Linked DNA regions of Homo sapiens: region 1 is linked to region 2. A link is an interaction called in ENCODE POLR2A ChIA-PET data of the cell type or tissue named here. Cell type or tissue: OCI-LY7. All regions are shown on one strand. Links, peaks and the distances in the headings refer to the core of each region. The heading gives the core; the rest is flanking DNA. Region 1 overlaps SETDB2-PHF11 (SETDB2-PHF11 readthrough). Region 2 overlaps CAB39L (calcium binding protein 39 like).

Region 1 (4,400 bases), core at 294-4,293, 79 kb after region 2:
TGCTTTGGCAAAATCCTTCAGGCTTTGAAATGTATTACTTCAACCGATCACCATTTCTAAATGTTCTTAAATTTCTCCTTTGATTTCTTCTGTAAACCATATACATTATTTGGGAAATTTGATTTTTTAATTTCCGCAGGTAGTATGGGGTGGGGGGTTGATTTACTACATTCAGTGACTATGCTCTGTGTAAACAGTCTTTTGGAATTTGTTGATAATTCCTTTTGGTCTCATAATAGTTTTTGTAAATTTCATGCTTTTCCTCCCACAAGAAGTATTTTCTGTTGGGTGCAGGGTTCTATATATTTTTTGGATTAAGCTTGTTAATTTGTCATTTAAATCCTTTATACTCTGGTTTTTTACCCACTTTATCTCAGTTCCTTAGATTTGTTACTTCATCACCAAATTGTGGATCTGTGCATTTTCCTTTTAATTTTGCTTTATATATTTCAGAGTGATGTTATTTGTACATAAAGGGTCATGAATATTAAATCTGGTGAATTGTTCTGTCAGCATAAAATATTTGTGTCTTTTATTGATTTTCATATTCAACTCTTATTTGATACGTTTCTTCTTATAATTGCAGATGTCTTTTTCCAGTCTCTTCGTTTTCAGCCTTGCTGTGACATTTTGTGTAATTTAAGTGGGTCTCTTATTTTAAAATATCATATCTGGGTTTTGCTTGCCATCCAATCTGAGAGTCTGCCCTTTAATAGGTAATTCACCTTTATTGTGATTATTGACATATTTTGGCCTTATTCTTGTCATTATTTAACAAGCTTCTCTTTGTATCTTTTATATCTTATTTTTCCACCTGTTTTTTGGAACAGAGTCTTGCTCTGTTGCCCAGGCTGGAGTACAGTGGCGTGATCTCGGCTCACTGCAACCTCTGCCTCCCAGGTTCAAGCAATTTTCCTCCCTCAGCCTCCCAAGTAGCCCAGATTACAGGTACACACCACCACACCCAGCTAATTTTTGTATTTTTGGTAGAGATGGGATTTCGCCATGTTGGCCAGGCTGGTCTTGAACTCCTGACCTCAGGTGATCCACCCACCTCAGCCTCCCAAAGCGCTGGCATCACTTTTATTTTTAATTGAGGTTAGCCCCAAGTTTTCTTTGTTCATTTTTTTTTAAGTTGATTAACTTTACATTTCACAGTTCTTAAATTTATGTTTTCTTAACAAAGTGTACATTTAGTCAGTTTTGATAAGGCCCCTGTAAAGAAGAAGTTAGCATGCTTCTACTTTGCTTTCTCTCATCTTGAAACAATCCCTTCCATCTCTCCTCCAGAAAAGAACATAATCTCTCATGATATCTTTAAGAATTTTTCTTTCATTTGTTATTAAATTCAGTTTACATTTAACATTAATGTGTTTTACTCATTTATTTGCTCACTATTGCTACGTATACCTCAGTGCTTTCTTATAGGTTCATTTTTCATCATCAGATACTTATTTCTTTCACAGTCTCTGAGTGACTCTTTGAATGTCTGCAAATGTCTTTTTTTCATCTTTAGTATGGAAAGATAGCTTGGCTGGATATAGAGTTCTGGGTTCATACTGACTTTGCTTTAACATTTTGCATCTGACATTTCTGATGAGAAATCTCATTACTAGTCTAATACACCTTCCTTTTAGATAATCTACATTTTTCTGGAAACATCTAAGACTTTGTGTTTTTGATATTCTGAAGTTAGTCACGGTTTGTCTAGCGATGTGTGTTAAGAATTTTATCCTGGTTGGTACTCAGTGGATTCAGTTTGCTTATGTGTTTTCCAGTTCTGAGAAATTCTTGCTCATTATTGCCTCCTCTCCATTTTCTCAATTTTTTGCCTCCTCTTGTTTCCTTGCTCTGTGTTCTTGGTGAATTACTCAACTCAGTCTTCCAGCTTACTAACTGGCTCTTCATGTTAGTCTGTTCTGTCATTCAGTCATCTATTGAGTTTATTTCAACAACTGTTTTTATATCCAAGATAGCTAACTGGCTTTTTTTCAAAATTGTGTGTTATTTCATGGATGAGATTTCCTTCTTTAGCTCAGTCTCTTTCATAGTGTAGCCTTCTTCAGATATTTGAGGACTCTCAGTTGTGCATTAATCTCCTCTGAGAGGATTCCTGCCCATCGTTTTGCTGTTGTGATTGTGGTTGCCATCATCTCTATAGCTTCCCATCTGTTTCCTTTCCCCAGAAGGGCCTTACTGACTTGGCCCTTAGAGAGTTCCCTTTTTGTTTTCAGCATGGCTATATATATATATTTTAAATCTCCTAACATTTCCATGGTTTGGTGTGGAAGTGGCAGAAGAATTTACAGTATCTTGACTAACATCTTGAGAATTAAAATTGTTGATCTATTTTTGACCTATTATTCTACCTCCAGATATGTTATCCTAGGGAAATTGCCAGAGATATGTATAAAGTATATTTATTTTAGCATTATTTATTATACTAAAAATTAATCTATAAAGGAAAACAATCTAAATATCGAATATAGAGGTTTATATTATTAATTAATATTTTTATTAAAATTTAATTATTAAAATATTTAATGTACTATAATGTATGCGTTATTGACCAAAGTATGTTATACAGCCAGTTGTATTATACAAAAATATTAGTGATGGAGGAAAATGCAGGAAATGTTTTTAATGAAAGATTATAAAAAATTAAATATACTACAATCCAAATTTTTGTTTTAAAACTACATTCTGAAAGAATAACAATAATTGGTAGTATTCCTTGAATCTTTCGTATGTCAGGCACATTATATGTAATTAAGTCTTGTCCTCAGAACAACCTGTGAGATAGTTAGTATTATCCCCTTTTTAAAAGGTTTATAAAAGACTTATAAAATGGAGATAGTAATATAAATACAAATATATTAAATATGGGTGATAGGATTGGGTGGGCCTTCTCTATTATTTCTAATTTTGATACTTTACATATTTTTTCCAGATAACATAATGTTTTTTTGTAATGGTTCATGCTGTTTTAAAAGATCAAGCTGTTATAACAATATCTTATTTCCTTATATATACATATATATATATATATATATATATATATGTGGTCCTTTACAAATATGCACTATTCTTTATTGTTTTCCTTACAGAATGTTTCATCCATTTGTGGACCAAAAGATGGAGTTGGTTTTTATTTTTAAAAAGATAATGTTAATGATCTGATACCACTACAAATATTTACGTGAGAAGATTCATGGACTTGTCTTTTGGTTGGACTGTCACTCATTTCTGAAAGTTTCTTCAGCCACAATTTCTATTTGAAAATTCAAGTATCAAAGGATACCAGGTTTAGAATGGTATAATGATGTATTTTGTCTGAGGACTGCAAATTTTATAGAGACCACAGTTGGATTCCAGTGATATTCTGCAATCAAAGTGATTTGATAAACCTAATTTTGAAGCATTTTATATTTATAAGCGACATCAAAAGATGGGAGAAAAAAATGGTAGGTTGAAGAACACACTGTTACACTTTATATCTAAAAGTATAAAAGTATATAGACAATGTAAGCTGATGTGGAATTGTCAAGGTTTTGCATTGCGAGGAACTTTTCTGAATTAGAGGGAATTAAGGGTTTATTCTTGTATAGCCACCAATTTTGACTGTCTTTATCATTAGTTGTGAAAAAATTGACTTTTTTGTAAACTTTTTTTTTTTTCTTTTTTTTTGGTGATGGAGTCTCTGTCGCCCAGGCTGTAGTGCAGTAGCACAATCTTGGCTCACTGCAACCTCTGCCTCCTGGGATCAAGCGATTCTCCTGCCACAGCCTCCTGAGTAGCTGGGATTACAGGCATGTGCCACCATGCCCAGCTAATTTTTTGTATTTTTAGTAGAGATGGGGTTTCACCATGTTGGTCAGGCTGGTCTCAAACTCCTGACCTCATGATCTGTCCACCTTGGCCTCCCAAAGTGCTAGGATTACAGCACTTGCACCTGGCCAAAATAGGTGAGCCACTGCACCTGGCCAAAATACTTTTAGTGTTACAGAAAAATTGAGAGGATTGCAGAGTTCCAGTAAACCTGGTACTTAGCTTTATCTATGATTAACATTTTACATTTGGATGCTACATTTGTTACAATTAATGAACCAATATTGGCACATTATTATTAACTGAAGTCCATAGTATATTCACGTTAGTTTTTACCTGATGTCTTTTTCCATTCCAAGATCCCATCCAGGACACCACATTCCATTTACTTGTCATGTCTGCTTAGGCTCCTCCTAGCTGTGATAGTTTCTGAGACTTTTCTTGTTTTTTATTTTTTTGGGATTTTGTATCCAAATATTTTGTAAGATGCCCCTCTGTTGGAATTATTGTCTGATGTTTTTCCATAATTTGACTGGAGCGATGGGTTTTGGGGAGTGTGATCTCAGAGGTAA
Region 2 (4,400 bases), core at 107-4,106:
ACCATGTTGGCCAGGATGGTCTCGGGCTCCTGACCTCATGATCTGCCCACTTCGGCCTCCCAAAGTGCTGGGATTACAGGCGTGAGCCACCGTGCCCAGCCGGCATAGGAGAATTTTTTAGGGTGATGGAACTGTTGTTCTTCATTACAGAACTGTGCACTAAAAAGGGTGAATGTTACTATTTATAAATTGTATCATAATTTTTAAAAATGAAAATTATAGCCAGTGAAGTCAGGGACTTCTCTATTCTTGCTGGTGTGTTGCGGGGGAGTTGAGGTGGGTGGGAGCAAGTGGTTGTGCTGAATTTCAGTAGCAGAAGTGGATAGGCAGAACAGTCTACCGGGTGAGGGGTAGCCACTGAATGGATTAGTGAGGGATCTTGCTGGGGACTAAAATTCAAATTGGACTAATTTATAGATATTGGGAAAGATATAGGGAATGAAACTACAAGCTAGCTCAAAGTTGCTCTCAAAAAAATTTAAATATATTAAATTTATATATTACATGAAATCCATCTGTGGGAATTTATATGGGAGATTATCTCCCCCACTGCCCCAATATCTTTGTCATTCTATTTTCTCTGCAGGCTGGCTTCTTCTGTTTCTTTAGGCCACATAGTGAAAAATACGACCACTGATGGAAAAACTGCATTTACTATCTTTAGCACCTGGCTAAACACTGGGGTTCTGTCTCAGTTCTAGTTCCAGAATTCCTGCAGAAAGCCTCTGGCCCTCTTTTGGTCAGATATCCACTTGCAGATCATTCAGCTTTGTGTTGTCCAGGGTGTCATATCACCCAAAATGGTTGTTCCCATGGTAACCATGTGAGTGGAGAAGGAGGGAGCATTCCCCAGAAAGCAGAGGGAGTGGGCAGACACAACACTTTATACACAGCACAAGCAGTCTTCATCCTTATGCAGATTACATTCCTTAAAATGTCTGGTACGATCAAACTAATGGTCACTGTCTTAATTTTATTACAAACAATTAACAGGTTTCACATCTAATTAAGAGCCTGATGCCAAATGCCATTTTTAATCACCCATAAATTATATTCCTTTATAGGATAAAGGCCTTCTAAAGCTTATATTCATTAAGCTTTAGGGCAATAGGGTAATGATAACATAAAATGCCATTTTCTATGACATAGTATTTCCCTACCTGAGATTGTAAATTCTTTAATTTGTCCAGTGAGGGGCACAAAATATATACACAATCAAATAAAATCAAGACCAAACATAATTAAATAAAATCAATGGCTGACACGCATAGTAAGCATTTCAAATTGTTAAATGTATAATGTACAGTTAAAGCTGGTATTTTAAGGCTTTATGATTTCTGTTATATTTTTACAGTAATAAAACCAAAGGTAAAGAGCCATTTTTTTTTCTTTTTCTTTTTCTTTCTTTTTTTTTTTTTTTGAGATGGAGTTTCACTCTTATTGCCCAGGCAGAAGTGCAATGGTGCGATCTTGGCTCACTGCAACCTCCTCCTCCTGGGTTCAAGCGATTCTCCTGCCTCAGCCTCCCAAGTAGCTAGGATTACAGGTGCATGCCACCATGGCCACGGCTAATTTTTGTATTTTTAGTACAGATAGGGTTTTGCCACGTTGGCGAGGCTGGTCTCGAACTCCTGAATTTAGGTATCCCAAAATGCTGGGATTACAGACGTAAGCCACCACGCCTGGCCAAGGGCCACTTTAATCAGGTCCAGGGAATAGAAAAAGATTATTAGAGGATAAACATTTACAAAATGTAGGACTACAAAATGGCTTAATGAAAAGTGGAAAAGTTGATCCTGGAGTGTTTGTTTTGCTATTTTTTTTTCTTTTGAGACAGGGTCTCATTCTATTACCCAGGCTGGAGTGCAGTAGCACAATCTTGGCTCACTGTAGCCTCAACCACCTGGGCCCAGGTGATTCTTCCACCTTAGCCTCCTGAGTAGCTGGGACCACAGGCAGGCATACTCTGCTAATTTTTTTTATTTTTTGTAGAGACAGGGTTTTGCCATGTTGCCCAGGGGGGTCTCAAACTCCTGGGCTCAAGCAATCCTCCCACCTCAGTCTCCCAAAGTGCTGGGATTATAGGCGTGAGCCACTGCACTGGGCCTGTTTTGCTAATTTTTTTTAATGTAGCGAGAAATAATCATTAGGGATTAAGTTACCATAGAAGACAATTTTCTGCTTCTTTGAGCTGCTTATTCAGCCTGAACAGTTCACTTTGCATCCACCCTGGTTTTGCAAGGCACACCTGCCTTTAAAATGAATGTATCAGACCTTACAGGCAATACATTTTCCCTCCTTTGATCTCTTATCACGTTGTGTTTCAAAACATCAAAGAGTCTAAAGCTGTGTCTTGAATAGTAGCCAAACCTCAAAAAACACAGCTGAGTTTGATCCTGAGCCCATAAAAATCAGAAGCCTTGCAAACTCAGCCACAAATCATTTTTTGAACCTCATAATAGTGTGCTGAAATGGTTCTTTTCTGTCTGCAATTTTAAGGCTTAAAGCATTAGATAAAAATTTATAGCTACATAATGAGATTTTTATTTAACCCAAAGGCCGACCTCCTAACTAGCCATTATTCACATGATGATAGCCGGATCCTCCAGTATTGTCCCTACCCCAGTGGGCCACTTTCCTCTAGATTCCTGACAGAGAAGTAGGTTTGTCAAAGATTCCTGAGTCAGTCCCTGCCATCCAGTTTAAGTCAGTGCTGCCAGCCACCATCACTGCTGTCAGCTCAGGGTTCCAAACCCCTGCTCCCAGCGCCCTTCAACCCCCATTCATTGCCTTGTTTCCTGCAACTGCTTATTTTTTCAGCACTCAGTTTACTCCAAGTGTAGAAAACCACCCCTTCTTCACTCAACTTGTTTTTTGTTGTTGTTTTTGTTTTTGTTTTGTTTGGAGATGGAGTCTCGCTCTGTCGCCCAGTCTGGAGTTCAGTGGTGCAATCTCGGCTCACTGCAAGCTCCGCCTCCTGGGTTCACGCCATTCTCCTGCCTCAGCCTCCCTCCAGAGTAGCTGGGACTACAGGCGCCCGCCACCACGCCCGGCTAATTTTTATATTTTTAGTAGAGATGAGGTTTCACCGTGTTAGCTAGGATGGTCTCGATCTCCTGACCTTGTGATCCGCCCGCCTCGGCCTCCCAAAGTGCTGGGATTACAGGCATGAGCCACTGCGCCGGCCTCAACATGTATTATTAGTACAAAGTTCCTTTACAAAGGTTTAAGGTGAACAAAGGATAATCACAGCACAGTGCAGAAACACCTTCAAGCTGAAGTCTACAGATCACTTTTATGAAAGGTTCCTCAGTCTTCCTGATCATCTTTCTCCATGAACATCTTCCTTTTGTCATGGTTCTGGATACCTCTCTCTCCCTCCCTCCAAACCTTTCTCCTTTCTTCTATTTCCTACTCCTATCAACCTTGGCCAAAGAGGGCATTTCTCAAATTTCTGTTACTTTTCTCTGCCAAGGAAATCTAAGCTTTTTTCTTTCAGTCTTTTCCTTACAGACATTGCCTAGAGACTTCAGCCTTTCAAACTAACAAAAAAGCCAATCAAGGTATCTTCTAAACAAAAATTCACTTTTTTTCTCTGTAAGGAATGTGCCATTCTCCTAGGTTATCTGGCAAAAGCTGTAGTCCATCCTTAAAATAATAATTTTTCCTTTCTGTTATCAAAACATACCAGAAATTTTACAGTCAAATGACTGTTCTGCTATCCAAAGAAGCACCAGGAGAGGCTATTCACGTACTGAAATCATATAATCATCACCCCAAAGAGTTTGAATTATCTTCTAAACAATTTACTGATTCCTTCAGAAAAATGGCTCACTGGTATGTCCCAATACCTTCTTTTGGTCCAATTCTTTTACCTCTGCTTTGATATCTCATTCTCATTACTACATTCATTCAAACAATTCACAAATTAACATGCCACTAGGTGTGGCAAACACAGTCCTCGTACTCAAGGTAACACAGAAGTGGCTGTCCCAGTGCAAGCCATGAACCAAGAGACATGGGGGTGGGGGTTCTGTGTCGCTGGAGTAAGTCTGAAGTCAGAAGGAATTTTATCAAGCTGTCAGTAGCTTACATAGATACTTTAGGCTTGAGAAGGAGAGTTGCTGCCTGCAGGCTGATCATCCATGCCTCCAGTTCATAGAGATAACATAGTACATTTCTATAAGTAGGCTAATAATGCTAGGAATGCTGGCTGCCTCCTTCCTGAAAATACTGTATGTAGTTGGAATGCTTAAAATGGAACTGTACTAAACTTTCACTCCTTTTCATTCATTCATTTATTCATTCAACCAGGAAGTATATATTTTTCTACAGGCTAGAGAAGGATAACGGCTGCATCTATGGAGTATCACATTCACTTATAATTATGTTCTAGGTAT

The links. Peaks named below come from ENCODE experiments on the same cell type or tissue, not always from the same donor. Only the 100,000 strongest peaks of a DNase experiment are listed, where the experiment ranks them.
Region 1: POLR2A ChIA-PET joins it to region 2 with 5 read pairs; 11 of 35 experiments call an interaction of 5 or more read pairs at or near these places.

The regions. Positions count from the first base shown.
Region 1 is chr13:49,448,446-49,452,845 of GRCh38, forward strand. It overlaps SETDB2-PHF11 (SETDB2-PHF11 readthrough), which reads left to right. Exons shown (of 21, transcript NR_135324.2): 2 at 3,108-3,464. It overlaps SETDB2 (SET domain bifurcated histone lysine methyltransferase 2), which reads left to right. Exons shown (of 14, transcript NM_001160308.3): 2 at 3,108-3,464. The coding sequence starts at 3,449. Among named protein-coding and RNA genes, the nearest start is that of SETDB2-PHF11, 6.4 kb to the left of the region's middle. In OCI-LY7, for the core only: no CTCF peak of the experiment used is centred there; no DNase peak of the experiment used is centred there; H3K4me3 peaks cover 72 bases; H3K27ac peaks cover 1,013 bases.
Region 2 is chr13:49,369,785-49,374,184 of GRCh38, forward strand. The region is part of intron 5 of CAB39L (calcium binding protein 39 like); the gene reads right to left. Among named protein-coding and RNA genes, the nearest start is that of CAB39L, 72 kb to the right of the region's middle. In OCI-LY7, for the core only: no CTCF peak of the experiment used is centred there; DNase peaks (open chromatin) are centred at 2,277 and 4,007; H3K4me3 peaks cover 2,898 bases; H3K27ac peaks cover 4,000 bases.